2 separate regions of the Homo sapiens genome follow, and region 1 is linked to region 2. A link is an interaction called in ENCODE POLR2A ChIA-PET data of the cell type or tissue named here. Cell type or tissue: OCI-LY7. All regions are shown on one strand. Each heading gives the region's core, and the rest is flanking DNA. Links, peaks and the distances in the headings are about the cores only.

The links. ChIA-PET counts read pairs that join two places held together with the same protein. Peaks named below come from ENCODE experiments on the same cell type or tissue, not always from the same donor. Only the 100,000 strongest peaks of a DNase experiment are listed, where the experiment ranks them.
Region 1: POLR2A ChIA-PET joins it to region 2 with 6 read pairs; 2 of 35 experiments call an interaction of 5 or more read pairs at or near these places.

Annotation. Positions count from the first base shown.
Region 1 is chr1:9,345,642-9,348,546 of GRCh38, forward strand. All of the region lies in intron 1 of SPSB1 (splA/ryanodine receptor domain and SOCS box containing 1), which reads left to right. Among named protein-coding and RNA genes, the nearest start is that of SPSB1, 54 kb to the left of the region's middle. In OCI-LY7, for the core only: no CTCF peak of the experiment used is centred there; a DNase peak (open chromatin) is centred at 1,160; H3K4me3 peaks cover 987 bases.
Region 2 is chr1:9,279,430-9,282,334 of GRCh38, forward strand. No RefSeq gene overlaps it. Among named protein-coding and RNA genes, the nearest start is that of SPSB1, 12 kb to the right of the region's middle. RefSeq lists an enhancer at 1-63. In OCI-LY7, for the core only: no CTCF peak of the experiment used is centred there; no DNase peak of the experiment used is centred there.

The DNA of each region.
Region 1 (2,905 bases), core at 208-2,707, 66 kb after region 2:
CCAGGCCATGGCTCCACTGATTCGAGCCCTCTGAAAGTGCTGTGAGTCATCTGGGCCCTTCCATAGGTGTTTACAGCAGGTGCATTTTGGGTCTTTTGAGGTCAGGGACTAGAGCTCTGGACCGTGTGGGATTTTCTCTCCAAAATCACTTGTCAGAACTTTCCAGAAGGATCCTGTTCTTTTTTGTTGATTCTAGGGGCACAGACTTATTTTTATATCCCTCCTTGAGGGGTCCCTCCTCAAGTTGGCAGTTGGCAGGGTGAGGGGTGGAGGGTGGTAACCACGTGTCACAAGCCCTGCTGGTGGTGGCCCCTTTGCCAGGGGCTCCATGGCCCAGCCAGCACGGAGCATGCCCCGAGCCCTTCCACCACCAAGAGTGTCCCTGCCACTCATGCTCAGGATGCTGGAGGGAGCACAGAACCCCAGTGAGCGGGCAGAGCCCAGGCAGCGGCTGAGCCAGGCTGCAGAGATTGATTCTGATAAAATAGCAGATTGCTCGGGGCATGTTTCTCTTGCAAAATCCTGGGCTGCCACCACTGATGTGTGAGACGGGGCGGCAGAGGGAGGGAACTTACGTGATCTTCAGGTGAAAGGAGGCTTTATAAATAGGTCACCTTGTTCCACATCCTGAATTTCATTCTTTCCCCATCTTGGGGCAAAACAATGGTTTTACTGTTCTGGGGTCAGTCGGACACACTGTGGAGGAACTGGGTGTAAGGAGGTGGGTGAGTGTCTGCCACTCGCTGGTGACAGACCCACCTCTGTGCATCCTTTACCTGCCCTTTCTGTCTGTCTGTCCCCAGTCGCTTTGGCTACATCCCCAAAAGAGGGTGTAGCCGTTCCTTCAACAGACCTCTTCCTAAAACACCACCACAAACAGGTAATTTTTAGAGGAAGCAAGGCTCGGGAACAATTGATCTGAAAGCATTTTGGGGGAAGGTGGGGTCTGCAGGGTTGTGGCTTTAATTGAAACACCATCGGGGGGTTGCCGGCAGGTGCTGTGCAGTCTGGCCTGTCTCAGCCTCCCCCAGGGTCTGCTCTCAGTGCCTCATTCCTCCTCACCTCCTCCTCTTCCCTGGCGTTGGTCTATCAGGGGTGGAACAGCCACCGGTGTTTCTGATGGGGCCACCTCACCTGGCCTTTGCCACATGCAGAGCTGCTGTGCAGCTGCCACCTGGCTGGGTATGGGGACGGACCAGCTGTTCTCTTCTTGTGTTCTGGGTCAGTAGAGAGAGACAGCCGCCCCATTTTTACGGGGCTAATTAAAATCTGTAATTTTGAAACAGTATAATCGGAAGTCTTGGGATAGATCACTGTAGAAATAATGTCCCTCTTCGGGATGGCCCCAAAGCTTCCCCAGGATTCTCATCCTTTATTTAAATACCCTTCTGCCAGGCTGGGCATGGTGGCTCACACCTGTTATCCGAGCACTTTGGGTGGCCAAGACAGGAGAATTGCTTGAGCCTCGTAGTTAAGAGAGCAGCCTGGGCAACATAGTGAGACCCTGTCTCTTTAAAAGAAAAAAAAGCGTTTTAAACGCCCTTCTACCAGTTATGGATCCTTAACACGTACCTTCATGGATAAAGCATTCAGGACAATAGTGCTTACACATTACGCTGTGCTTGCTTTATAAAAGCAACACAGGTGCAGAACCTGTAGGAATTGCTTTGGGAATAACTTGTTCTTGCAAACATAGTGTGTGAAATCATTGTTTCTCAGCCTTTGATTCTCTTTTGTGTGCTTAAAAATCATTTTAGTTTGAAAAGGAATACATGCATTTTAAAAAATTCAATTCAAAAAGCGTTTTTTCCCTCCCACCCACAATCATTAACCATTGTGAAAGGTTTGATGTTTATCCTTCTAGACCTTTCTCTGTACCTACAAACATAAATAGGCGCAGAGAGAATCTTTTTAAATTCTGTTCTTTCAGAAACGGCATCATGATCTGCATATTGTTCTGTGATTTGCTTTACAAATGCGACAGCATCGTGTTACATTTTCTGTTACGTCACCACTTTGGAGGGGCTGCATGGAGCTCCGTGGTGTAGATGAGGTGGGACTCATGCTGTCCCCAGCATCTTCATCCTCATGTCCCTGTGGAGGCCTATAGGGTTTGGTAGACAAGAGCCCTGGAAGGGCTGTTGCTGGGTGATTGCTGGGCGTTTTGCACATGGACAGGGACTGCCTCGTTGTACCTGCACACCTAGAAGGCTGCCCCAGTTCAGGGTCTGTCCCCCTTCAACACACACCCACAGTGTGTAGGAGTGTCCTTTCCCCACCTTCTTTGCAGTTTCCCTGCAACTTTTTTTTTTTTTTTTTTTTAAACAGAATCTCGCTCTGACGCCCAGGTTCGAGTGCAGTGGTGCGATCTCGGCTCACTGCAACCTCCGCCTCCTGGGTTCAAGTGATTCTCCTGCCTCAGCCTCCCGAGTAGCTGGGATTACAGGTGCTCACCACCACGCCCAGCTTATTTTTGTATTTTTAGTAGAGATGGGGTTTCACTATGTTGGCCAGACTGGTCTCAAACTCCTGACCTCAGGTGATCTGCCCACCTCGGCCTCTCAAAGTGCTGGGATTACAGGCGTGAGCCACCGCGGCAACTTTTTTTAACCCTGGGCATCCCACAGCACTGTCTCGCTCCTGTCTCGGCGGTAGTGCTGTGTCTAGCATCACATTCCTCTGTGCCTTGCATAATGAAAGCAAACCGTGGCTGTATCCAGAAGGCGCTCTCTGACCACAGGGACCTGCCTTGCCTCTCCTGCCCCTCCAGGCTCCCTCAGCCTTCAGAGAGAATGGCTGCCCTAGATCATTAAAGGCTGAAGACAGGTGCCCTTCACCTGTCCCGGGTCTAGGACTCCCAAACAGTGCACTTTGGGGATGCTTTTGACTCCTCCCCATCCCCTGG
Region 2 (2,905 bases), core at 260-2,759:
TCCCCCACCGCAGGCTGCTAAAATGACCCCGAGTGCCTCAGAAATCTCAGGGCCACCGCAGCCTCTCCCCTCTCAGCCATGGTTCGATTCCTCATAAATATTAAGACTTCATGTGCTCCTGCGTGGATTTTCACCAAGTCCTAAAATGCAGTGTAGACGCTCCAGGGAAGAGGAAGCAAGTGACATTCCTGGCCCGCTCTTACGCCACGAGCTCTGCAGACGCCGAAAGGTTGCTCACAGGAGGCGGAAAGTGCCAGGGGTTGGGCCTGAGGTCATGCAGAGGCCAACTGTGGGCCGGGGTCCCAGCGGCAGCCTCCCCACCGAGGGCTGTGTTGAACCCTGGAGAGAGAGGGCGAGAGAGAGAGAGCGAGAGAGAGAGAGAGAGAGACAAAGCGAGCGAGAGAGAAAGCTAGCATGAAGGCTTGTTGGAGGCCTGACTCCCCAAGGCCAGACCCTAAGGCCTTGAAGGTCAGCCAAGAAGTTGACCAAGCCAAGAAGTCCTGAGACTTGGAGCCACAGGGCCAGTGGGGCACCATCTCCCCAGAACAAAAACTGTACCCCAAGAATTGAAGGGAAATATTATTTTTACTCTGAAACGTTCTGGAGCAGAATGCAAAATTCCATCCCTTTCAAATAGAAAACACAAGCTATTCACACTTGAGGTGGGTGAGGGTGCTTTTGGGGAAAAGTTTGAGAGTCGCGTCCTGGGCACTGGGCAATCATCAGAGGGTGTCTCCCTCGGGAGGGGTCCAGTCAGGCCTGGCTTCACGGGGATGGTCAGTGAGGCAGGGCTGGGCGATGGGCGCCGGCTCCTCCTGGAGTCAACCTTTCATTCATTCATTCATTCAGCAAATGGCAGTCGTGGGGTAGGCAGCCATGCACATGGCAGTCAAGGCCCTCCCTTTCCATTCCAGACTGTGATTGATCCGTGCTCCCCTCCCCGCCCCGACCCCACTCCCCGCCCCGCCCCCACTCCCCGCCCCGCCCCCACTCCCCGCCCCGCCCCCACTCCCCGCCCCGCCGCTGGCAGCGGGCAAGGACCCACGACTCATCCCATGGCCTCCCTCTGGGTAAGTGCTTGTCGACTGAGTCAACGACTGAATCAGCCGCGGTTGTCAGGGCTCAGCTGGACTGAGCGCTGCTGCCTGTGGGCGTTTCCTCCTCATGTGTTTTTTATCAGCAGCAGCGGCTGCAGGGTCCCCGTGCTCAGGGGTTGCCTCTGTCGTGCTCACTCTGCCCCGCGCTCTGTCCACACCCCTGCTCCATCCAACTCGCAGATGGAGCGGTTTCCTTTGAGCCCCAGTCCTGTCCAAACACACATGGGTGCTGGGCTTTCCCTGTGGCACATTTTCTACCCTCTGTAGGCAGGAAAGAGCAAGCACATGGAGGCAGCCCTGTTGTCCTTGGCCTTTCCAGGACACCTGGGAGGAGACAGCACCCTGTGAGGCTAAGAGCTGGACTCTGGAGTCAGAAAGGTCTGAGTTCAAATCCCACCCCTGCTGCTGAGAGAGTGGCACAGGGCAGTTTCACCACTGTGAGCTTGTTCCTCCTCTGTGAACTGAATAATAAACCCTGCTTTCCAGAAAAGAGGCGCACAGAGAGGACTTTATCATAGGGCCCACGATGAGCTCCCGGGGTCCGAGCGAGAGACCCGCAGCACCACTTGGTGGGGGCAGGGCCGTGTGTCTGCATGTGCACCTGTTCATCTGCCCACCGCAGGCTCTCACATACCAGGGCTTTGTCTTCTGCAAGGATGACCAAGACATGGCCCTGCACTCAGGAAATGACAGGCAAGGAGCGTTCTCAGGGGTGGCAGATGTAGCGAGAGCACTTGGGTCGGAGCCACAGGGCTCTGGGCAGAGACTGCGGTTCCGTGTTGGGGGAAGGAGGTTAGGGAGTCAGGAAAGATCTCCATCATGTGGGGGCCTTGAATTAGAAGTTCAGCAAGTGCCACAGACTGATTTCACATCCCACCACAAGTATTTATTGAGCACCTATTGTGTAATAGGCACTGTGCCTGGTGCTGGGATACACGGGGTGGTAGCACAAAGGAAGACACTGCCCAGGGCTCCTGGCCTGGCGGGGACACAGACAAGGGCCCAAGGGATGGCAGCCCCAAGGGGCAGGGCCAAGCTGGGCCATGCGGAGGGTGCCGTGGGACTGCCTGGCAGGAGCATCTGTCCACCCTGGGGATCAGTGCAGAACGTGATTCCATCCTGATGGAAAAGACGTTTCGGCTGGGAGCAGAAAGATGAGGAAAGCGCTGCTGTGTGGCATGGGGCCAGCTGCTTCCCCTCCCTGAGCCTCGGTCTCCTCACCCACAAGCGGAGGGACTTGGAGCTCTGCTCTCTCAGGTTCTGGTGGCTCTGATGGGATGTGACACCCATGACATTCCCAGGAGCTGAGAGGATCTCCTGCTACTTGATAACCTGGAAGGCCCGTGAAAGCTTAGGGCTCTGTCAATGTAGGAATCAAGGCTGTGGAGGCAGATTAGCAGCAGTCCAGCCCCGAGCTGGGACCTGCTCAGCACGCCTCCTCTGCACTGGCATTGCCTGCATGTCCAGGTCCTGCCACAACTGCACACTCCACCTCCCAGCTCGAGCCCCGGGGCCCTCTGAGAGGAGGCAGAGCTTCTCTCTTGGTCTTTGCTGCAGCTCTGCACCCTCCCCAGCCGGCCCAGGAGCCAGATGGGACCCGGCCGAGCTGCAGAACACCGTGCACCTTCCTGCAGTCCTCAGCCTGGGACCTGAGGAGCACAGGCTGATGGCCTGATGCGGCTTCCAGACAGAGCTCAGCCCACTCTTGGGAGGTGCCAGCTGCCTGGGTGGTCTGGTATCGGAATGAAATCCAGAGGCCAGAAGGAGCCCAGGGTTCAAATTGCCACCAATTTCCTGAAAGTTCCTCT